Linked DNA regions of Homo sapiens: region 1 is linked to region 2. A link is an interaction called in ENCODE POLR2A ChIA-PET data of the cell type or tissue named here. Cell type or tissue: PC-9. All regions are shown on one strand. Links, peaks and the distances in the headings refer to the core of each region. The heading gives the core; the rest is flanking DNA. Region 1 overlaps CNOT1 (CCR4-NOT transcription complex subunit 1). Region 2 overlaps SLC38A7 (solute carrier family 38 member 7).

Region 1 (16,216 bases), core at 5,327-10,326, 94 kb after region 2:
TTTTTTTTAATTAAATTACAGTATGATTGATTGTTCTATCGACCAGAAGTGAACACATGGAGTAGTTGGGTTTGTTTAATTCAAGTTTTACTTCTACAGAGTATTTCTGCTCCGGGCAGTGGGATCTGGAGTGATGGGAAAGATAAAAGTGATGGAGCACAGGCACACACATGGAATGTAGAAGTCTTGATTGACGTTCTTAAAGAACTGGTGAGTATATGTGATGATGATTTTTGATTTGTGGTATTTGAATGATATAGTCCAAAGAAAGCAAATTTTTAAGAATTTTCCACCTTCGTTAACTCAAAAAGTAATAAAGTGTCCAAGTTAATTGTGTACTGCAGGCAGTACGTAACCAAATTTAAATTTTTTCATTAGGGTTGTTACCTTGTAATTTGGGGTGCTACTTCTAAGTTACTCTTGTTTATGGTGGATAAGAACAGTGAAAATCATAATTATCTTGCCACTTCTACTTCGGTTGCAAACTGAATAAAAAATAAAGTACCTCTACTAAAATATTGAAGGGCTTAAATAAGACATAAAGGAATTGAACTCTATTTATTTTTCCTTTTGCTGTGTTGCCCATATTGGACTTTAACTCCTGGGCTCTAGTTAGTGATCCTCCCACCTTTGGGAGCAAAGCGTTGGGATTACAAGCGTGAGCCATTGTACCTGGCCTAGAATGGAACTTTTGTTTTTGTTTGTTTTTTTTAGACGGAGTCTCACTCTGTTGGCCAGGCTGAAGTGCAGTGGCACGATCACAGCTCACTGCACCCTCTGGCTCCTGGGTTCAAGCAGTTCTCCTGCCTCAGCCTCCCAAGTAGCTCGGTCTACAGGCTTGTGCCACCATGCCTGGCTAATTTTTTTTTTTTTTTTTTTGTATTTTTAGTAGAGACAGGGTTTCATCATGTTGGTCAGGCTGGTCTCAAACTCCTGACCTCAGGCAATGCGCCCTCCTTCCAAAGTGCTGTGATTACAGGCATAAGCCACTGCACCTGGCTCTAGAATGGAACTTTTAGATATTAAAAGGTAGTGTGATAAGCCGGTTGTGGAGGCTCACTCCTGTAATCCCAGCATTTTGGGAGGCCGAGGCAGGTGGATCACATGAGGCCAGGAGTTTGATACCATCCTGGCCAGCATGGCGAAAACCTGTCTCTACTAAAATTTTAAAAAATTACCTGGGCATGTTGGTGTACTTCTGTAATCCCAGATACTTGGGAGGCTGAGGCACGAGAATCTCTTGAACCAAAGAGGCAGAGGTTTCAGTGAGCTGAGATCATGCCACTGCACTGCAGCCTGAGCAACGGAGTGAGACTCTGTCTTAAAAAAAAAAAAAGAAAAAAAAAGAATGGGTTTCTTAAAATTCACATTAAAAATTTTGTAAGTAGAACATCTAAATTGAATTTCAGATTTAATTTGGCCTTTTGGATAATGTATCAAAATATACACACATTCATTACATTTTAAACTGCTTTGGTCTTTTTTAGAATCCAAGTTTGAATTTCAAGGAAGTAACTTATGAACTGGACCATCCTGGATTTCAAATTCGTGACAGTAAAGGACTTCATAATGTGGTTTATGGCATTCAGAGGGGTTTGGGTATGGAAGTGTTCCCAGTAGACCTCATATATAGACCTTGGAAACATGCTGAAGGCCAGGTGAGTAAGTGGTATTTAGCTATAGATGGGGGAATAAAACATGACTTATTCTTTATGTAGTGCCATCTACCCATTGATCGAAATATTCTTGTAAAGTAGAATTTGTTATACATAGCACAGAAAAGCAAGGACTGTCCATAAGTATTGAAGGAATATTATCATAGTTTTAGTATTAGGCAGACTCCTTTAAGGTGTAACTGTCAAGGTGTTTTCCCAATAGTTTAATGATGTTCATTTCCAAGGCAACGTTAAGTTTCCCTAATTGGCTCAGAAATGTCTTTTAACAGTCAAGGTGTTTTCCCAATAGTTTAATGATGTTCATTTCCAAGGCAACGTTAAGTTTCCCTAATTGGCTCAGAAATGTCTTTTAACAGTTGTTATGATTGATAATCCAGACAGGGTTTCATTATGCACCTTTAATGTGTCTGAATTATGTGTGGTTTTCAAAGGGCAAATAATTAAGATTTTAAACGGGAAATTGCCATGCTAATAACCTTAAGATTGACAATAGCCTAGTGAAAACATTTCAGATTTTTATAGCATTCACAATCATTTATGGTGGTAAGCATTTTCTTTCATTGCAGCTCTCCTTCATTCAACATTCCCTTATAAATCCAGAGATCTTCTGTTTTGCTGACTATCCCTGTCATACTGTTGCCACTGATATTCTGAAAGCACCACCAGAGGATGACAATCGAGAAATTGCCACATGGTAAACACTTTGATTCATCTTTCATTTAAAAGATTACTTCTTATTTTGTGAAATATAAAGTTAATAGTAAGCCAAGTACATAGTTAACAGGTTTAAATGAAGCAGTAGTTTTAGTGACCTTACTTATCTTAAGTATTTATAGAGGGGGTTGGTAGATAAATTCTTTTTCAGTCTCTATCGTTAGTTATATCTTGTAAGGTCTGTCTTTAGGTGTTCTTTTAAAAGCATCAAATCTGAAAGTATCAAATGTTGGAAAGATTTGTACTTCCTCCTTTCTCCCTTAGTATTGAGATTTCTTCTCTGTAGAGCTTATGCCTTTTTTTTTTTTTATTTGTAAGTTGCTCAAGGTGGCCAACCTGTCAAATCTAATAGTTTTCTTTTCTTTTCTTATTTATATTTTTGGGATGGAGTCTCGCTCTGTTGCCCAGGCTGGAGTGCAGTGGCACAATCTCAGGAGTGCAGTGGCACAATCTCAGCTCACTGCAACCTCCGCCTCCCCGGTTTAAGCGATTCTCCTGCCTCAGCCTCCCGAGTAGCTAGGATTACAAGTGCTCACCACCGCCCTGGGCTAAGTTTTATATTTTTAGTAGAGATGAGGTTTTACCATGTTGGCAAGGCTGGTCTTAAACTCCTGACCTCAAGTGATCCATCCGCCTCGGTCTCTCAAAGTGCTGGGATTGCAGGTGTGAGCTACAGCACCTGGCCAAATCTAATGCTTTTCAGCTAAAGTATCTAGTTTCTCTGAGTTCCAGTTTCAAATTTTCGAGGTAGAATCTTAGTCCGGCCTGGTGTGTATATCAGGTTTCTCTTGGAACTCTGTCCCGTCATTCCTCTCTGTGAATGTGTGAAGAAAGAATGGTACAAGTACTTTGATCATTTTTGAAGTACGCAGGGCTACAGGGAGAGAGCGCGGCCTGAATTGTTCCCCAAAGGGATCTAGTTCATAATGTATCTTCAATTTTTTTCTATCTATACCCTCCCAGAACACATTTCTGTTATTGATCAAATAATTGTCTTTACTTTTTTTGGTGGTGGTGTGTTCTTTTCTTAGGTGGTAGCCAACATTAGATTTGAAAAATTGCTTATTTTTTTCCTTATGAGTCTAGTGTATATAGTAGTGTTTCTTCTTCATTTTATTTGAACAGATAAAGGGCTCTTTCCATTTTTATAAAGCTTAAATACCATTATCACATTAACAAATAACAGTTCCTTAATATAGGTAGTTATTTACATTTAAGTTCCCCAATTGGCTCAAAAATGTCTTTTAAAAATTTCTATGATTGAGAATCCAGACGCAGTCCATAGTTTCTTTTATTCTGTAAATCTGTCTTTGTTCTGTCTTTTAAATTTATTTTTTGCCATTGATTTGATAGAGAAATACAGCATTTGTTCTCTAGTCTACCCCATGTTATTTTCTTACCTGTTTTCTCATGGTGTTTACTTCATTCTCTATCCCCATGGTTTTCATGGGCTGAGGATAGAGTTAGATCTTCAGGCTCAGTTAAAGTCAACCAGTTTCAACCTCTTGGGGCAAAAATAATTCTTAAAGAGAGTGCTGTGGACTTCAAACTTCTAATATTAAAACATGACACCAACTTGGTTTTGTGCTTACAAGCTGGTATCACTTATTTTGAAAATTAATCTGTATACTTGGATTTTCATTGATAAAGCATGTTTCTTCCTTTCTCGTTAGGAAGAGCTTGGATTTGATTGAATCTCTGCTGAGGCTTGCAGAGGTTGGGCAGTATGAGCAAGTCAAACAGCTCTTCAGCTTCCCTATCAAACACTGTCCAGACATGCTGGTATTGGCCTTACTACAAATTAACACCTCTTGGCATACCTTGCGCCATGAACTTATCTCCACTCTGATGCCAATTTTCCTTGGAAACCATCCTAACTCAGCTATTATTTTGCACTATGCATGGCATGGGCAGGTAAGATGTGACCGTGTGCTTACCATTTTTTCATCTGAATAATTGATCTTCTTTGGAGTGTTGAGGAAGCTCAACCAGAGAAATTTTTTTTTACATCTCTGAATTATTATGACTTTAAAAGTCATACTGTCATAAAACTTGTTTTATCTTTTAGAATCATGTGAGCAATAAAATACAAGATCCCAAAAGCAAGGAGGCAAAATAATATTTAATAATTTTATTTTCTTTCCTTTTTTTTTTTTTTTTGAGATGGTGTCTTGCTCTGTCGCCCAGGCTGGAGTGCAATGGTGCAGTCTTTCTCACTGCAACCTCCATCTCCTGGGTTCAAGTGATTCTCCTGCCTCAGCCTCCTGTGGAGCTGGGATTACAGGCGTGCATCACCATGCACAGCTAATTTTTGTATTCTTAATAGAAGTGGGATTTCACCATGTTGGCCAGGATAGTCTCAAACTCCTGACCTCAAATGATCCACCCACCTCGGCCTCCCAAAGTTCTGGGATTACAGGTGTGAGCCACCACACCCGGCCAATATTTAATAATTTCAATATTAAGAAAGGTCTGTATTGCTAGGGCATCACTTTCCTTTTTATGCGAAGGAGCTTAAACATCTATCATGGAGGCAGAAGGTATTGATGTCATATGTTCACAAGAAATGAGAGATCACAGAGCAATTTTTAATTAGCACTCTTTTCTAATTTATCTAAATCCAACATTTACATTTTATTTCAGTTTGTGCTGAAATGCCTTTCAAGCCCCTGTGCTTTTTACCTCTAATTTTGTAGAATGTATTTGGCAAGTAAGTATTCTTTTGTCCACTGATTTTTTTCCCTCCCCTACTTTTTTTTTTTTTTTTGAGAGAGAGGATCTTGCTTGCCCTGTCACCTAGGCTGGAGTGCAGTGATGCAAACATGTCTCACTGCAGCCTCAACCTCCCAGGCTCAGTCAGTCATTCTGCCTCAGCCATCCTAAGTAGATGGGACCACAGGCACATGCCACCATACCCGGTTAATTTTTTGAATTTTTGTAGAGACAGAGTCTTGCCCTGTTTCCCAAGCTAATATCCTACATTATATGATACATGCAGAAAAAAACTTTCTTCCCCTTTACCCCGAGTGCCCTTTTTAGCTACTTTTTATCCTTTACCCATACTTGGAGTAGTTTATATTATATACAAGTGCTTTTTACAAATTAGTGAAATAAGGCTCTTTATTATAAGTGAAAAATGTTAGCCTTAGTTCTAGGTCATTCAGTTAGTTTCCCCTCCTTTCCTAGAGACTCAATTAACATTGTAGACTTTAACAGTTTACAAAATGCATGATAAACATTTAACCAAGCATTTGCAGTCCAGATGGTCTTCATTCCTTTCTCACCATAGCTGTGAGGTAGAAAGGGCTGGTAAACGAGCTGCATCTCCTCACTTGTGATTGAATACTTGTTCTAGCAGACCATCTGCCACTCTAGGACAATTAACTGGGATATTACTTAGATATAGCAATAGTAGTGGTCTTGCTGTTGCTTCTATGATAAATACTCACTGAATTCTAGATATTTGCATCATTCATCGTTGTTTCTGAAAACCAGGCTACCTGCCAGTAAAAAAAAAAAAAGAAATGGAATTAAAAAAATCAAAGATTCTTGTTTGTGGAAATAAGATTTAGAATGTGTGTACAGGCGCCACTCCCAGAAGTAGTGATACATCCAACACTATACTGTGCAACATCAGAAATAGTTACCTTAAATTGTTTTGTTTTTATTTATATACCAGTAATTTGCATTTAAAGTAATTATATAAACTTGATGTAACCTCATGTTCACATAATCTAGTTCACATTTGTGTTTCTGAAAATGATAGTCAGACTTAAAATAGGACAAATAAGTTTGTTGAATGACTATATGACCCAAGTTTAGGAACAGGCTTTATTTGGAATATGTGGAGGTAACTTGGCTTTCCCATAAAGAACGTCACGGTAATTGCATAGTTTGAGGCCTGAACTTAATGTCAGCACAGGTATACCTGATTTTTATACAAGTTCTAGCAAAATTAACTGGGCATTTGTAATAATATCTATCACAGTGTTTAGCAGTATTGCTATTTAATCTTTCTTCCCCTTTTTAGGGACAGTCTCCCTCAATTCGCCAACTTATCATGCATGCAATGGCAGAATGGTACATGAGAGGGGAGCAGTATGATCAGGCCAAATTGTCTCGAATACTTGATGTGGCCCAGGACTTGAAGGTGAGTTCAGAGGGACAGACTGACACCAGTTTATTTACTAATGAGAAAAAAAGGCCGGGCGCGGTGGCTCATGCCTGTAATCCCAGCACTTTGGGAGGCTGAGGTGGGCGGATCCACAAGGTCAGGAATTCGAGACCAGCCTGACCAAAACATGGTGAAACACCATCTCTACTAAAAATAGAAAAATTAGCCGGGCGTGGAGTGCGTGCCTGTAATCCCAGCTACTCAGGAGGCTGAGGCAGGAGAATCGCTTGAACCTGGGAGGCGGAGGTTGTGGTGAGCCAAGATTGTGCCACTGCACTCCAGCCTGGGTGACAGAGTGAGACTCCATCTCAAAAAAAAAAGAAAAAAGGAAAAAAAGTAAATGCTTATGTAACAAAGATGCTCTAGGAATAATTCACATGTGACTAGCTCCTAGAATGAGATGAGATTTAGAGGTTTCTTAAAAAGGATAGGAAGGAGAGTGGCTTTAGGTAGATAAAAGTGTTTTTATTTTTGATTGGTCTTCCATATATTGTAAAGCTGTTTTATAGTGAAAAGTTAGCTTTTCTCATAAGTTATGTTAGATACAGTTTTTGGGGAAACTAGGCATGCTTCTTCCCTTAAGCAACTCTGTGAGAATCAACAGGATCTTTTGATGAATTACTCTATATCTTTTTTTTTTGGAGATAGAATCTTACTCTGTCGCCCAGGCTGGAGTGTAGTGGCGCCTCTTGGCTCACTGCAATCTCTGCCTCCCGGGTTCAAGTGATTCTCCTGCCTCAGCCTCCCAAGTAGCTGGGACTACAGGCGCCTGCCAACGTACCTGGCTAATTTTTTTATTTTTAGTAGAGACAGGGTTTCACCATGTTGGCCAGGCTGGTCTTGAACTCCTGACTTTAGGTGATCCACCCACCTTGGCCTCCCAAAGTGCTGGGATTACAGTCGTGAGCCACCACGTACAGCCTAGACTCTATATTATTAATCACTAGGTGCATTAATGTACTGGTGATATAGTTGTGCTTAAGCCTGTGTTTAGATTTTGAAAAATGGGTAGGGATAATTATTCATGCTTTGAGTCTTGTTCTGCTCTAGGTTTAGTTATTTTAAAGAGCACGGTAAAGTTTGTTTGGAAGGTAGTGTCATGTATTCACCTTTAAAATGTGATCATTATTTTAGAAAATAATGACTAATGTTACCCCTGAATTGTGCTTAGCTGTTTAAATTGTGACCAAGGAAGTATTAGCAGTGTGTTTTATTTGAACTTGTTTGTGGAAAGCGAAAAACAGAATATGGGACAGAGATAGTTACTTAATTGCTCCATTTGCATTATCTAATGTGCTTTGTCCTTTAGGCCTTGTCAATGCTGCTAAATGGTACTCCATTTGCCTTTGTTATTGACCTTGCTGCACTTGCTTCACGTCGTGAATACCTCAAACTTGATAAGTGGCTCACAGATAAAATTCGAGAGCATGGGGTAAGCAGGATTTGTTCATTTATTTTTGCTCTTAAATTTTGGTGGCTAAAATGGCTATCAAGTACAACTTTTAAAATTTGTGCAGCAGTAATAAACTAAAGAAAAATTTGAAAGAAACAACTTTTTTAAATGGCAATGAAGATGTTACTTATTTTGGATTTTAGTTATAGTGCTTAGTAGTTATCTTTAATCCAAAAACATTTAAGATCAATTTTAAATACACTGAGAGACTTTTCTATTCTTCAGGAGCCTTTTATCCAGGCGTGTATGACTTTTTTAAAGAGACGGTGTCCTTCTATTTTGGGCGGACTTGCCCCAGAAAAAGACCAGCCCAAAAGTGCTCAACTTCCTCCAGAAACTTTGGCGACAATGTTGGCCTGTCTGCAAGCTTGTGCAGGGTAAGAAGTACATACATGAATATGACTTTTTTTGAATTGGATTATATGAATAATTGTAGACTTGCGGAAGAAGAGGTTCAGTGAAAGTGACAGCAGTTTAAAATGGTCCAATGGTTTTAAGTCCAAAGTCCTATACTATTTATGATACATACTAGATCCATTTGAGTTAAGGTTTTGTATCTGGTGTGAGGTAGAGGTCCAAATTCATCTTTTGCATGTGAATATCCAGTTGTTCCAGCAGCATTTGTTGAGACCACTACTTTGCCTTTTGAATTATTCTCAAAAAAAGCAATTGCCCATAGTGCATGGGTTAGTTTGTGGTCTCTCTCTTTTAAGTGGCAAGGTCTTGCTGTCGACTAGGCTGGAGTACAGTGGTGCAATCATAGCTTACTGCAACCTCAAACTCCTGTATTAAGTGATCCTCCCACCTCAACCTCCCAAGTACCTGGGACCACAGGCACGTGCCACCCACTCTCAGCTGGTTAAATTTTCTTCTTCTTCTTCTTCTTTTTTTTCTTTTTGTAGAGATGAGGTTTCAGTATGTTGCCCGAGCTGATCTCAAACTCCCGGGCTCAAGTGATCCTCCTGCCACAGCCTCCCAAAGTGCTGGGATTACAGGTGTGAGTCACCATACCTGGGCTATTTTTGGTTTCTTAATTCTGTTGATCTGTGTCTCAAAGGCCAGTTCCACAGTCTTGATCACAATAGGTTTTCAGTAAGTTTTGAAATTGGGGATTATGAATTTCCCAGCTTTGTTGTTTTTTAAAATTGTTGCAGCTCTTCTCGGTTCCTTGAATTTTCCTAAAAAGTTTAAGATCAGCTAGTTAAGGCTGGGTGCGGTGGCTCATGCCTGTAATCCCAGCACTTTGGGAGGCCGAGGCGGGCGAATCATGAGTTCAGGAGATCAAGACCATCCTGACTAACACGGTGAAACCCTGTCTCTACTAAAAATACAAAAAAATTAGCTAGGCGTGGTGGCGGGCGCCTGTAGTCCCAGCTACTTGGGAGGCTGAGGCAGGAGAATAGTGTGAACCCAGGAGGCAGAGCTTGTAGTGAGCCGAGATCTCGCCACTGCACTCCAGCCTGGGCGACAGAGCGAGACTCCATCTCAAAAAAAAAAAAAAAAAAAAATTGCAAAACAGCCTACTGGGAATGTTGAGAGGATTACGTTGAATTTTTAGCTCATTTGGGGGAGTACTGCTGTCTTAATAACATTGTCTTTTTAATCCGTGAATCTGGGATGTTTTTCTACTTATTTAGGTCTTTAATTTTTTTCTTTTTTTCTTTCTTTCTTTTTTTTTTGAGATGGAGTTTCACTCTTGTTGCCCAGGCTGGAGTGCATTGGCATGATCTCGGCTCACTGCAACTTCTGCCTCCCGGGTTCAAGTGATTCTTCTGCCTCAGCCTGCCGAGTAGCTGGGATTACAAGTGTGCACCACCATGCCCCACTAATTTTTGTATTTTTAGTTGAGATGGGGTTTTGCCATGTTGGCCAGGCCGGTCTCAAACTCCTGACCTCAGGTGATCTGCCACCTCAGCCTCCCAAAGTGCTGGGCTTACATGTGTGAACCACTACGCCTGGCCTCTTTAATTTTTTTCAGTGATATTTTTTCATTTTCAGTGTACATCTTGTACTGATTTTGTTAAATTTATTAATTATTTTATTTATTTAACTTAATTTTTTTTTCTTTTTTTTTTTTTGAGACAGAGTCTTGCTCTATTGCCCAGGCTGGAGTGCAGTGGTGCGATCTTGGCTCACTACAACCTCTGCCTTGCAGGCTCAAGTGATTCTCCTGCTTCAGCCTCCCAAGTAGCTTGGACTATAGAGACATGCCACCCCTCCCAACTAATTTTTGTATTTTTAGTAGAGATGGGGTTTCACCATGTTGGGCAGGCTGGTCTCGAACTCCTGACCTCAAGTGATCTGCCTGCCTTGGCCTCCCAAAGTTGCTGGGATTACAGGCATGAGCCACCACGCCTGGCGTTAACTTAATTTTTGTGTGTGTGTGTATGTCACCCAGGCTGGAGTACAGTGGCATGATTATGGCTCACTGCAGCCTCCACCTCCCCCCTCAAACTCTGAAGTAGCTGGCATTACAGGTATGCACCACCATGCCCAGCTAATTTTTTATTTTTTGTAGAGACAGGATTTCACTGTCTTGCCCAGGCTAGTGTTGAACTCCTGGGCTCAAGGCATCCTACCACTTTGGCCTCCAGAAGTGCTGCGATTGATTACAGGCATGAGCTACTGCACCTGGCCTATCTTTGTAGATCTATCTATTATTGAAAGTGGAGTACAGAAGTATTCAATTTTTTTTTTTTTTGAGATGGAGTTTTGCTCTTGTTGCCCAGGCTAGAGTGCAGTGGCATGATCTCGGCTCACCGCAACCCTCCGCCTCCTGGGTTCAAGTGATTCTCCTGCCTCAGCCTTCCAAGTAGCTGGGATTACAGGCATGCGCCACCACGCCTAGCTAATTTTGTATATTTAGTAGAGATGGGGTTTTTCCATGTTGGTCAGGCAGGTCTCGAACTCCTGACCTCAGGTGATCCGCCCGCCTTGGCGTCCCAAAGTGCTGAGATTACAGGTGTGAACCACCACGCCCAGCCCAATTTTTTTTATTTTTAATTTTTTATTTTTCTGAGACAGAGTCTGCCTCTGTCCCCCAGGCTGGTGTGCAGTGGTGTGATCTTGGTTCACAGCAACCTCCGCCTCCTAGGTTTAAGCGATTCTTGTGCCTCAGTAGCTGGGATTACAGGTGCTCACCATCACACCCAGATGATTTTTAAATTTTTAGTAGAGATGGGATTTCACCATGTTGGCCTGGCTGGTCTCAAACTCCTGACCTCAAGTGATCCACTCGCCTCAGCCTCCCAAAGTGCTGGGATCACAGGCATGAGCCACTATGCCCGGCCTCCTATTATTTTAACTGTCTTTTTCTCCCTTCAGTTTTGTCAGTTTTTCCGTCAGGTGTTTGGGGCTTTGTTTTTAAGTACATGTGTTTTTATAATTGTTACATACTTCTTTATTTTATTATTGTTTTTGAGATGGAGTCTTGTGTCTCGCTGTGTCACCCAGGCTGGAGTGTGGTGGCACTGTCTTGTCTCACTGCAACCTCCTCCTCCCACGTTTCATTGATTTTCCTGCCTCAGCCTCTGGAGTAGCTGGAACTACAGGCGTGCGCCACCATTTCCAGCTAATTTTTTTTTGTACTTTTAGTACAGATGGGGTTTCACCATGTTCCCCAGGCTGGCCTTGAACTCCTGACCTCAGGTGATCTACCCACCTTGGCCTCTCAAAGTGCTGGGATTATGGTCATGAGCCACCGTGCCCGGCCTTAATGGTTACATATTTCTGATGGATTGACCCTTACTGTAAAATGTCTTTGTCTCTATTAACAGTTTTTTTCTTAAACATTTGTTTTGTTTGATACTAGTATAACCATTATAGTTCTCTTATGGTGGTTTGCTTGGTATATTTTTGTTTTGTTTTTTGTTTTGTTTTGTTTTGTTTTTCTCAAGCTATATGTGTCTTAATTTGAAGTAGGTCTCTTTTAGAGAAGGTATGGTTGGAGCATGTTTGTGAATTTGTGTTTGTGTTTACTACATTCTGCCTGTCTTGCATTTAATGTATTTATTGATAATATAGGGCTCTTTTGCTGTTAATCTTTCTATCTCTTGTCACTTTTGTTCCTCTGTTCTTCCATTACTGCCTGTCTTACTGTTAAATAGATATTTTGTAGTGTACCATCTTAACTCCTATGTTTCTTTGACTTTATTTTTTGTTTTGTTTCTTAGTGGTTGCCTTGGGTATTAAAACTAACATTTTAACTTACTCCAATCTTTTAGTTTCGGTAGGATCCAAAAATTTCATTTAGTATGGCTTTGTCCCCTTCCCCTTGATTTTTGCCATTATTGTCATGCAAATTATACCTTTATACATTATGTGATCACCAAAAGGTTTATAATTCTTGCTTCATGCAGTTATTTTTTTGAGACAGGGTTTCATTCTGTTGCCCACGCAGGACACGATCACAGCTCAGTGCAGCCTCAACCCTCCAGACTCAAAGCGGTCCTCCCAGGTAGCTGGGACCACAAACATGTGCCACCACACCTGATAAATTTTTTAATTTTTTGTAAAGTTGAGGTTCTCAGTATGTTGCCCAGTCTGGTGTCGAACCTCTGGGCTCAAACTGATCTCCCGTTTTAGCTTCCCAAAGTGTTGGGATTACAGAAATGAGCCACTGCACCCAGCCCAGTTGTTCTTTAATTAGGAGATTTATACTGTCCTTTGTATTTACCTGTGTATCTTTGCCAGTAGTTTTTCATACGGATTCAGGTCAGTGTTCAGTGTTTTTTCATTTCAGCCAGGATTCTTGAATTTTTCTTGTTTCAGCAGGACTGCTAGCAATGAATTACCTCTTTTTGTTATCTAGGGAATATCCTAATTCCTCCTGTATCTTTGGGGATAGCTTTGCCAGATGAAGGATTCCTGGTTGGCATTCCTTTTCTTTGAACATTTTGAATATGCTCCCCCACTGCTTTCTGTCCTCCATGGTTTCTGATGAGACATCAGCTGTTAATTTATTGAGTATTGTATGTGATGAGTTGCTTCTATCTTGCTGCTGGTAAGATACTCTCCTTGTCTTTTTTCTTTCATCAGCTTGATTATGTTATTCTAGGTATGAATCTCTTTGAGTTTATTCTACTTAGAATTTATTGAATTTCTTGGGTGTCTAGATTAATGTTTTTAATAAAATTTATCGGGTTTTCAGTCATTATTTCTACAAATCTTTCCGTACCTTTTTCTTCTCTCCTTGTACTCCCATTATGTTTGTGGTGGCACACTCAGTAGTGCTCCACATGTCCTTGAGTTCTCAGCCCCCATCCCCCCACCCCCTTTTTTTTCATTTTCTCAGGCTGGATAATTTTAATTGATCTATCTTCAAATGAACTATTTTGTCTGCTTGAATGTGTGGTGGGACATGTGGTTAGTGAAACTTTATTACAGTTACTGTACTTTTTCTGTTTGGTATGTTGTAGAGTGTAGTATCTGATGGGAAAAAACGAATTTCTGTTTTTTGGTTTTTTTTTTTGCTAATTTCTATGGACATGCTTTTTGAGATAGTATTCCTATGTTTTCCTTCAGTTCTTTTGATATATTTTCTTTTAAACGTGTTCTGTAGTGGCTGGGTGTCATGGCTTCAGCCTATAATCCCAGCAGCACTTTGGGAGGCCAAGGTGGGTGGATCACTTGAGATCAGGAGTTTGAGACCAGCTGGCCAACATGGCAAAACTCCGTATCCACTAAAAATGCAAAAATTAGCCAGGCATAGTGAAGGGCGACTATAGTCCCAGCTACTTGGGAGGCTGAGGCAAGAGAATTGCTTGAACCCAGGAGATGGAAGGTACACTGAGCCGAGTTTGTGCCACTGCACTCCAACCTGGGCAGCAGAGTAAGACTCTGTCTCAAAAACCAAAATAAAATGAAAATAAATGTGTTTGGTAACTGATTTGAATTCCTTGTCTAGTAAGTCCAACAGCAGTGTTTCCTCAAGGATCATTTCTACATAGCTTTCCAGCCCTTTGCATGGGACACCCTTTTGTTTCTTTACAAGTCTTGTAATTTTTTTGTTGAAAACAGACAACTTTAAATAATATGGCATTTCCTGGAATCAGATCTTCCTTCTTCAGCAGAGCACATTGTTCGTTATTGCCCTTTTTTTGTTTAGTGACTTTCCTGAACTAATTCTGTTCTTTATAATAGTTGGCTACTGAAGTTCCTGCTTGGTTAGCCTTGTTGTCAGCTAAGATTGACGAGATTTTCTTAAACCTAATCTTGGGAATCAATTCAGCACTAAGCCAGGCAATTCACAGCCACCTTAGTCTTTACTTCCAAAGTTTTTTTTTTTTCTCTCTTTTTTTTAAAATCGAGACGGAGTCTCGCTCTGTCGCCCAGGATGGAGTGCAGTGGCACGATCTCGGCTCACTACAACCTCCACCTCCGGGGTTCAAGCGATTCTCCTGCCTCAGCTGAGTAGCTGGGATTACAGGAGCATGCCACCACGCCTGGCTAATTTTTGTATTTTTAGTAGAGACAGGGTTTCACCATGTTGGCCAGGATGGTCTCGATCTCTTGACCTCGTGATCTGCCTGCCTTGGCCTCCCAAAGTGCTGAGATTACAGGCTTGAGCCACTGCACCCGGCTCAAAGTTTTTCTTTACAGATTTTTTTTTTTTTCTTGAGATGGAGTTTCGCTCTTGTTGCCCAGCCTGGAGTGCAGTGGCACAATCTCGGCTCACTGCAACCTCCACCTCCTGGGTTCAAGTGATTCTAATGCCTCAGCCTCCCGAGTAGCTAGGATTACAGGCATGCACCATTACGCCCAGCTAATTTTGTATTTTCTTTAGTAGAGACAGGGTTTCTCATGTTGGGCAGGCTGGTCTCAAACTCCCGACCTCAGGTGATTCGCCCGCCTCCCAAAGTACTGAGATTACAGGCGTGAGCCACCGTGCCCGGCCTTCTTTACAGATTTTTAGTTAGCCTGTATGTAGTTTGCTCCAACTGTAGTAGTCTTCCACCTCAGATAGGCAATAAGTTTAAAACAGTTACTTTCAAATGTTTTTTGTAAACACCTCATGCAGAAAAGGTTTTTGTTTGGGTCAGTTTTCAGGTCAAATAAATCCAACCTTGTCATTGTGTTCTCACACAGACTCCCTATACAGATGAAATAATGACAATTCACTGAGAAGGAGGCTTTGAAGATGTTTTAACCCTGTTTTGATTCACCTCTCAGGCTTCTGGTTTTCATTGTGATTGAGGGCTGTCAGCTTCTAAGCTGGCTGTGGAGCTGGAGATGGGAATAATAGGGCAAATTAATGTGCTAGAAAACTTGATAGTCTCTTGAATAAAAATTTCCCACTTGTTATAAGCCTTTGGTTAACTTCCAAAGTTCTGAAAAAGTTGATTCAGACACTTTTCTAGTTGCTTTTATGAAGGAGAGGAAGTCAGCCCATACCCTGTCGTTTTGCTTTATGAGAAGGTTTTTTTTTTTTTTTTTGAGATGATGTCTTGCCTCCAATTACCTGGGATTACAGGTATATGCTACCATGCATGCCTATTTTTTAAATTTATTTTTATTTTTAATTTTCTGTGGAAATGGGGCTTCACCATGTTGCCCAGGATGGTCTCAAACCCCTGAGCTGAGGCACTCCTCCTGCCTTGGCTTCCGAAAGCGCTGGGATTACAGGTATGAGCCACCACGCCCGGCCAGCATTATTTCTTTTTGTTGTTGTTTAAATAGTCTCACTCTATTACCCAGACTAGAGTGTAGTAATGTGATCATGGCTCACTCGTGGGCTCAAGCAGTCCTCTCTGCATCCTAAAGCGCTGGGGTTATAGGCATAAGCCACCTATGCTCAGCCTTTTTTTTTCTTTCTTTCTTTTTTTCTTATGAGGTCTTACTGTGTTGTTGTACAGTCTGAAGTACAGTGCATGTTCACAGGCACAATCATAGCTCAATGCAACCTTGAACTCCTGGCTTAGTCTTCCTGCCTGAGCCTTGTGAGTAGGTGGTCCTATAGACGCATGCCACCATGCTTGGCCTGATGGTCTTTTTGGCTGTTATAATTAGAGAGAAACGTGCCTCTAATACCTAGTAGTGTAGAAACCAATGATACTAGGCTGGGCGCGGTGGCTCACAGCTGTAATCCCAGCACTTTGGGAGGCCGAGGGTGGGTCACCTGAGGTTGGGAGCTCAAGACCAGCCTGATCAACATGGAGAAATCCCATCGCTACTAAAAATAGAAAAATTAGCCAGGCGTGG
Region 2 (8,780 bases), core at 3,781-8,780:
GAGCCTCCTCCTGCCAAGATGAGAGTGGTGTATTCATCCATTCATTCACCAGTTCTAACTTGGTGCCTAGGAAGTGCCAGGAACGGTTCTCAGCATGGGGGATGCCATGGAGAGAGACAGAACTGGTCTTGCCCTCATGGAGTTGACATTCTTGTTGGAGAGACAGTCATGCAGGAGTAACTGGGGAATCAGTAAGGAATTCCAGATGGTGGCAAGCATCCTGATGACAGTGAAATAGGGAAGGTGTGTTTTGTTTTATTCTATTTTATTTTGTTTTGAGAAAGGGTCTCAGAAACTGTCGCCCAGGCTGGAGTGCAGTGGCATGATGATAGCTCACTGCAACCTCAACCTGCTGAGGTCGAGTGATCCTCCTGCCTCAGCCTCCAGAGTAGCTGGGACTACAGCCATGTGCCATTGTGCCCAGCTAATTTTTTTTTTTTTTTTTTTCTAGCAGAGACAAGGTCTCACTATGTTGCCTAGCCTGGTCTTGAATTCCTGGGCTCAAGCAATTCTCCTGCCTCGGCCTCCCAAAGTGCTGGGGTTACAGGCATGAGCCACCAACCCAGCCTAAAATGGGGAAGGTATGAATGGGACTGGATGGGTGGCTTTGGGAGTGGTTCACAGAAGGTTCTTCTCAGAGAAGGCCCAAATGATGAGAAAGAGCCAGAAGAGGAGGAGCTGGGGAAGAAGGGTTCCAGGCAGAGGAACCACAAAACACCAAATCACTGAGGCAGGGCCAGGAAGAAAGTCTATGTGGCTGGAGTGGTGTGTGATGGGGGCAGGTGAAGGCAGTGAGGCCAGACAGGCACTGGCAGCCAGATCCTGTTGGGCCTCGAGGGCTGCTGGGAGTCATCGAGGAAGTGTTTTAAGCAGGGGGGTGGTTCGGGGAAAGGTGGCTCTGGCTGCCGTGTGGAGAGTGGTTGGGGTGAGGGAGCAAGTCTAGGAGACCCTGGAAGAAGGATCCCCTGAGTTCTTTCCACGGATAGACCGTAGGAGCTGCCTGGGCCAATACTGTTCTAGCCTCTGAATACACAGCCAGGAACAAGAGAGGCAAACAGCCAAATCCCTATTCTCCTGGGGCTCATGTCCTGGCTGGGGAGACAGAAAATAAGCCTGTAAAAATTAATTACTATTATTATTGTTATTATTTTTATTTGTATTATTGTTTACTTAAAGACCAGTGTGATAGTACAGTTAAAAAAAAATTAGAAAGCGATGAGGCCAGTCACAGTGGCTCACACCTATAATCTCAGCTATGGGAGGCCAAGGTGGGAGGTTCTCTGGAGCCCAGGAGTTCAAGACAGGCTGGGCAACATGGTGAAACTCCATCTCTACAAAAAATTTAAAAATTAGCCAGGTTATGGTAACATGCACCTGTGGACCCAGCTACTTGGGAGGCTGAGGTGGGAGGATCGCTTGAGCCTATGAGATCAAGGCTGTAGAGACCCATGATCATGCCATTACACTCCAAACTGGGCAACAGAGTGAGACCCTGTCTCTAAAAAAGAGAGAAATGAGTGTTAGGGGACAGGCCCAGTGGATCATGCCTGTAATCCCAACACTTTGAAAAGCTGAGATGGGAGAACCGCTTGAGGCCAGGAGTTCAAGACCAGCCTCGGCAACATAGTGAGACTCATCTCTACAAAAATTAAAGAATTAGCTGGGCGTCCGCCAGGCATGGTGGCTCACGCCTGTAATCCCAGGACTTTGAGAGGCCAAGGTGGGTGAATCACTTGAGGCCAGGAGTTCGAGACCAGCCTGGCCAACATGGCAAAACCCTGTCTCTATCAAAATTACAAAAATTAGCCGGGCGTGGTGGTGGTGCCTGTAATCCCAGCTACTCGGGAGGCTAAGGCATGAGAATCACTTGAACCTGGGAGGCCGAGGTTGCAGTGAGCCAAGATCGCGCCGCTGCACTCCAGCCTGGGGGAGAAAGTGAGACTCTGTCTTCAAAAAAAAAAAATTAGCCAGGCATGGTGGCATGTGCCTGTAGTCCCAGTGACTTGGGAGGCCAAGTCAGGAGGAACTTGAGTCTAAGAATTCAAGACTACAGTGGAACTATGATTGTACCACTTCACTCCAGCCTGAGTGACAGAGCAAGATCCTGTCTTTAAAAAAAAAAAAAAAAACGGCCAGGCACTGGGGCTCACGCCTGTGATCCCAGCACTTTGGGAGGCCCAGGCAGGCAGATCACATGAGGTCAGGAGTTCGAGACCAGCCCAACCAACATGGCGAAACCCCATCTTACTAAAAATAAAAAAATTAGGGCTGGGCGTGGTGGCTCACGCCTGTAATCCCAGCACTTCCCGAGGCAGGCGGATGACGAGGTCAGGAGTTCGAGACCAGCCTGGCCAACATAGTGAAACCTCATTTCTACTAAAAATACAAAAATTAGTCAGGCTTGGTGGCGGGCGCCTGTAATCCCAGCTACTCGGGAGTCTGTGGCAGGAGAATCACTTAAAACCAGAAGGCAGAGGTGGCAGTAAGCTGAAATCGCACCACTGCATTCCAGCCTGGGTGAAAGAGCAAAACTCCATCTCAAAAAAAAAAAAAAATTAGCCAGGTGTGGCGGCAGGTGACTGTAATCCCAGCTGCTTAGGAGGCTGAGGCATGAGAACCCAGGAGACCAAGATCATGCCATTGTACTCCAGCCTGGGCATGACAGAGCGCGACTCCATCTCAAAAAAAAAAAAAAAAAAAAAAAAAAAAATTAGCCGGGCATGGTGTAATCCCAGCTACTCAGGAGGCTGAGGCAGGAGAATCACTTGAACCTGGGAAGTGGAGGCTGCACTGAGCCGAGATCGTGCCACCGCGTGCCAGCCTGGGCAACAAGAGTGAAACTCCATCTCAAAAAAATAAAAAAGAAGAAGGCTGGGTGTAGTGGCTCACACTCTGGGAGGGTGAGGTAGGAGGATTACTTGAGCCCAGGAGTTCAAGACCAGACTGGGAAACGTAGCAAGACCCCATCTCTACAAGAAAATTAGCTGGGTGTGGTGGCATCTGCCTGTAGTCCTAGCTACCTGGGAGGCTCAGGTGGGAGAATCGCTTGAGCCGAGGAGGTCAAGGCTGCAGTGAGCCATGATCACACTACTGCGCTCTAGTCTGGGTAACAGGGCAAGACTCTGTCTCAAAAAAGAAAAGAAAAATAAGACAGCGTGATGTGAGAGAGTGCCTGGGGTGGGGGTCATTGTAGATGGACTGGCAGGAAGCATTCTCTGAGGAAGGACATCTAAACTGAGACCCAAATGATAAGGAGATGGCATCTGAAGGTCTGCCAGACAGAACAGTCAGTGCCAAGGCACTGAGGTGGGAATGTGCTGGGCAAGTTCAGGCTCAGAAAGCTGGGGGCTGGAGGGCTTCCAGCGATGGGGGATCTGAGAAGTCAGGGAGGGAGGCATCTGATCGGAGCCCCATCTCCCACTCTGAGCCTCCGTCTAAGTGTCCAGAGCTGCTGCTGCAGCCTCCAGGCTGATGTTGCTCCTAGGAGGAGTGGACAGTCCACCCCACTACCCTCCCAGGGTTGCCCTGACCCAGTTGTCCCTGCCCACAGGCATCTGTGGCTTCCTGACCTTTGGAGCTGCTGTGGATCCTGACGTGCTCCTGTCCTATCCCTCGGAGGACATGGCCGTGGCCGTTGCCCGAGCCTTCATCATCCTGAGCGTGCTCACCTCCTACCCTATCCTGCACTTCTGTGGGCGGTGAGCCCCCTTCCACTCCCCAGGGCCCCTCCTAGCCCCTGTGAGCGCTTCCAACATGGTCCTTTGGCCTTGTGTGGACCCCATCCTGTAGAAGGAGAAACTGAAGCCTGTAGAAAAGAGTCGGTGCCTAGGATGGGTCCCTACATATCCCAGGCCAGGTGTCAGAAGCGCCCTTTGTCCTGGGGTCACCAGAACATTCCGTGAGTCCTGTAAGAATCTCTATCCATGGCATGGCACGGTGGCTCACGTCTCTAAACCCAGCACTTTGGGAGGCTGAGGCAGAAGGATCGCTTGAGCCTGGGAGTTCAAGACCACCTGGGCAACCTAGTGAGACCCCATCTCTACACAAAATAAAATAAATAGCCAGGTGTGGTGGGATGCACCTGTGGTCCCAGCTACTCAGCCACTTGGGAGGCTGAGGCAGAAGGATGGCTGGAGCCCAGGAGTTCAAGGCTGCAGTGAGCCAAGATTGCACCACTGCACTCCAGCCTGGGTGAGAGAGCCAGACCCTGTCTCAAAAAAACAAAAAACAAAAGAATCTCTATCCAGATCCTTTCCTGAGCTTTCACATGGACACCCTCCCCTTTGGATGCCCCAGACAGTTCCTTTTAAGGAAAAAACAATATCAGTTTCCATGTGATGTAAAGCAAAGTGCTAAGCTCTCGACATTCACCGTCTCTAGTCCCTGTGGTAAACAGAGTGCTGGTGGCCCATTTTACAGAAGAGGAAACTGAGGGTCAGGAATGGGGCTTTCCCCGCAGTCTACCCAGTTAGGGGTCTGGCTCCTGTGAGCTAGAGGTGGGGAGCTGCTAGCAGCAGGGGCACCTCTAAGCCCTTCTCCATGTGGGCAGGGCGGTGGTGGAAGGCCTGTGGCTGCGCTACCAGGGGGTGCCAGTGGAGGAGGACGTGGGGCGGGAGCGGCGGCGGCGAGTGCTGCAGACGCTGGTCTGGTTCCTGCTCACCCTGCTGCTGGCGCTCTTCATCCCTGACATCGGCAAGGTGATCTCAGTCATTGGAGGCCTGGCCGCCTGCTTCATCTTCGTCTTCCCAGGTGCGGACCCCTGGCGCCCCATCTCACAGCCCCACAGCACAGACTCCCAGGGCCTGCCTAGCCTCAGCTCCCTACTTGCTCAAAACATGCAGGAGAGAGTAACCACCAGCACTAATTGATCACCTGTCTCGCCTCTGTACTAGCCCCTATCCAAGCATTATCTCCTGGAAAGAAGGTATAGTTGTGATCTCCAGTTTACTGATGGCACGTGGGGCTCAGAAAGGGTCACAGACTTGCCTAGAGCTTAACAAACTCAACTAGTAACCTTTTCCATCCCACGCTGTCTGGGTCCAGAGTCTATTCTTTTAACCATTCATTCAGGTGTCTGCTGCTCCTTGACTATGAGGGATCTATCTGGCTGGTTCAGCCCATTACAGCCCAGAGGGCAGTGGGGTCTGGGGTGGCACCCTGACACAGACATCAGGGAACCTGGGTTCCAGACACAGATCTACCGCCAGATCCCTGGAGAACTGTCCTGTCTGCCCAGCCATGAGTTCCACCCTTTTCCAGCTTGTCTCTATCCAGGAAGCCACCCTGAAAGCCCCAGCTGCTTTGCTTGGAGCAGGGGAGCCAGATCTGCTGGGAAGTGTACTAGGAAGACCCCTGGGGTTGGGCCACCACTGAGTCACCATTGAGTGCTGTCCCTTTAGCTGAGTCTAGCATGCTGCCCAAGGGGTCTTGTCAGATGCCAGCCTGTCATGGGAGAGCAGATGCCAGATGACCCCAGCAGGATGTGGTGTGGGGGCAGAGATGGAATTTCTAGAAGAGTAAACATGGGCCTTTCTCCATCCAGCACTGCTTCTTGGGAAAGGAGGTGGCTAGGAGGGAGGGAGCCCTCTCCCCTCACAAATGCTCAGGGCCACTTCTTCTCTTTCAGGGCTGTGCCTCATTCAAGCCAAACTCTCTGAGATGGAAGAGGTCAAACCAGCCAGGTAAAGCAGGACCCAGCCCTTGATCCTCTCAGGGAGGTGCTGGATTGGAATGTGGCTTTGTGGGGGCCTTAAAACAGATAGGAGTCAGAGGCTTGTGTACTTAGAAATCATGGGTTTTTGTTTTGTTTTTTTTTTTTTGAGCCGGAGTCTCGCTGTGTCGCCCAGCCTGGAGTGCAGTGGCACGATCTCAGCTCACTGCAAGCTCCGCCTCCTGGGTTCACACCATTCTCGTGCCTCAGCCTCCCGAGTAGCTAGGACTACAGATGCCTGCCACCACACCCAGCTAATTTTTGTATTTTTAGTAGAGACGAGGTTTCACCATGTTGGCCAGGCCGGTCTCGAACTCCTGACCTTAGGTGATCCTCCTTCCTCGGCCTCCCAAAGTGCTGGCATTACAGGCGTGAGCCACCACACCCAGCCAGGTTGTTGTTGTTTTTTTTTTAATACTTTTAAAAATTCGGTAGTGTGCTAGTTGTTAACAATTTAAACATTAATAAAGGGCTTAATACAAAAAGATGGAAGTCCCTCTTCCCCCACAACCCACTCGCCCCCACATCCTTTCTGAGATAGCTCCATGTTACCAGTATGGTCTGTGTCCTCAACCACTTCTGTACATGTGTGCGTGTCTGTGTACACATAGCTATGGAGATGTATACATAGATGCAGGGCTCTTGTTTTGTTTTATGAAAAGTGGTTTCAGCCAGGTGCATTGGCTCATGCCTGTAATCCCAGCACTTTGGGAGGCCAACATGGGCAGATCACCCGAGGTCAGGAGTTCGAGACCAGCCTGACCAACATGGTGAAACCCCATCTCTACTAAAAATACAAAATTAGCTGGGCATGGTGGCACCTGCCTGTAATCCCAGCTACTTGGGAGACTGAGGCAGGAGAATTGCTTGAACCCAGGAGGCGGAGGTTGCAGTGAGCCGAGATCACACCATTACACTCCAGCCTGGGCAACAAGAGGGAAACTCTGTCTCAAAAAAAAAAAAAAAAAAAAAAAAAAAAAGCCATACAAACATGTCTAAAAAAGAAAAAAAATTGGCCAGGCACAGTGACTCACGCCTGTAATCCCAGCACTTTGGGAGGCCAAGACAGGCAGATCACCTGAGGTCAGGAGTTCGAGACCAGCCTGGCCAACATGGCAAAACCCCGTCTTTACTAAAAATACAAAAATTACCTGGTTGTGGTGGCGCATGCCTGTAGTCCTAGCTCGGGAGGCTGAGGTAGGAGAATTGCTTGAACCCCGGAGGCGGAGGTTGCAGTAAGTGGAGATCGCACCACTGCACTCCAGCCTGGGTGATAGCAAAACTCTGTCTCAAAAAAAGAAAAAGAAGAAGAAGAAAAAAAATCACCCTTTATTTCTTTTTTTTTTGTCTTTTTTTTTTTTTTTTTTTTTGAGATGGAGTTTCACTCGTTGCCCAGGCTGGAGTGCAATGGCGCGATCTCTGCTCACTACAACAACCTCCACCTCCCGGGTTCAAGCGATTCTCCTGCCTCAGCCTCCTGAGTAGCTTGGATTACAGGCGCCCACCACCACACCCAGCTAATTTTTTGGGTTTGTTGTTGTTGTTTTGAGATGGAATCTCGCTCTGTCACCCAGGCTGGAGTGCAGTGGCATGATCTCGGCTCACTGCAACCTCCAGGGTATCTGGGATTACAGGTGCGCAGCACCATGCCTGGCTAATTTTTGTATTTTTGGTAGAGACGGGGTTTCACCATGTTGGCTAGGCTGATCTCGAACTCCTGACCTCAGGTGATCCGCCCACCTTGGCCTCCCAAAGTTCTGGGATTACAGGCGTGAGCCACCATACCCAGCCATTTTTTGTATTTTTTTAGTAGAGACGGGGTTTCACCACGCTGGCCAGGCTGGTCTCAAACTCCTGACCTCAGGTGATCCACCTGCCTTGGCCTCCCAAAGTGCTGGGATTATAGACATGAGCCACCACACCCAGCCTAATTTTTCTATTTTTAGTAGAGATGGGGTTTCGCCATCTTGCCCAGGCTGGTCTTGAACTCCTGACCTCAGGTGATCCATCTGCCTCGGCCTCCCAAAGTGCTGGAATTACAGACATGAGCCACTGCACCCAGCCTAATTTTTCTGTTTTTAGTAGAGATGGGGTTTTGCCATCTTGCCCAGGCTGGTCTCGAACTCCTGACCTCAGGTTGCCCGCCTTGGCCTCCCAAAGTGCTGGGATTACAGGTGTGAGCCACCACACCCGGCCGGAAATCACCCTTTATTTCAATTCCGTTTTATCCCTGTTGCTGTTAATTGGTACATACATTTGCAGATGTCTGCTTTTTGTTTCCTTTTTTTAATGAAATAGACCACATTCCATGTGACGTGCTTTTTTCTGAACATCTTTCCATCAGGATGCCTACATTCGAATCGTGGCATGATGTGAACAATCAGTTACTCCCATTAGATCTTGGTCTTCTTACCTATGGACTAGGGACAATACACCTGGCCCCACACTACCTTTGTATTGAAGTCTTTGGGAAGTAGGAAGTGCTCTACCAACAGGAGAAGTGCGATAATTACAGTAATTAACAGTTATATATATTGAAGTCTGCAGTCATGGGATGGGATGACTGATCAGACCTCTCTCACCCTCTGTTCTACAGCTGGTGGGTGCTGGTCAGCTACGGAGTCCTCTTGGTCACCCTGGGAGCCTTCATCTTCGGCCAGACCACAGCCAACGCCATCTTTGTGGATCTCTTGGCATAACCACTGCCTCCCAGGGAACACAAGGCCTTTGCCATTGGTCGCAGGAACCCATCTCTTAGAGCTATGGGGCCATTCTTAGTCCACGATCATTCCAACTGGTGGGATGACATCCGGACATCCTCTTCCAGGGACTGGGGCAAACTCAGGCCCCACACCTCTGGACAGCTCAAATCCAGTCCCCTTCCTGCTCCCCAGTCCTGGCAGTGCCGTGGATGGCGGCAGGAAGTCTCACATCATAGAGGACCCCTCCTCCTCTCCCAGTTCTCAACTTCTCCATGCCTGGAATCCACGGGTGAAGAGAGTCGGTAGATCTCATAAGAAAGAATCCAGTCTGACTTCCCTCTGGAGAATGACTATGGACAGAAGGCCAC

Evidence for each region. Peaks named below come from ENCODE experiments on the same cell type or tissue, not always from the same donor. Only the 100,000 strongest peaks of a DNase experiment are listed, where the experiment ranks them.
Region 1: POLR2A ChIA-PET joins it to region 2 with 5 read pairs; 4 of 35 experiments call an interaction of 5 or more read pairs at or near these places.

Annotation. Positions count from the first base shown.
Region 1 is chr16:58,566,787-58,583,002 of GRCh38, reverse strand. It overlaps CNOT1 (CCR4-NOT transcription complex subunit 1), which reads left to right. Exons shown (of 49, transcript NM_016284.5): 10 at 100-210; 11 at 1,488-1,658; 12 at 2,243-2,370; 13 at 4,064-4,304; 14 at 6,421-6,540; 15 at 7,874-7,996; 16 at 8,243-8,394. Among named protein-coding and RNA genes, the nearest start is that of SNORA50A, 15 kb to the right of the region's middle. In PC-9, for the core only: no CTCF peak of the experiment used is centred there; no DNase peak of the experiment used is centred there; H3K27ac peaks cover 424 bases.
Region 2 is chr16:58,667,014-58,675,793 of GRCh38, reverse strand. SLC38A7 (solute carrier family 38 member 7) reads left to right here. Exons shown (of 12, transcript NM_018231.3): 9 at 3,551-3,698; 10 at 4,550-4,749; 11 at 5,627-5,681; 12 at 8,307-8,780. The coding sequence ends at 8,409. Among named protein-coding and RNA genes, the nearest start is that of SLC38A7, 13 kb to the left of the region's middle. In PC-9, for the core only: no CTCF peak of the experiment used is centred there; no DNase peak of the experiment used is centred there.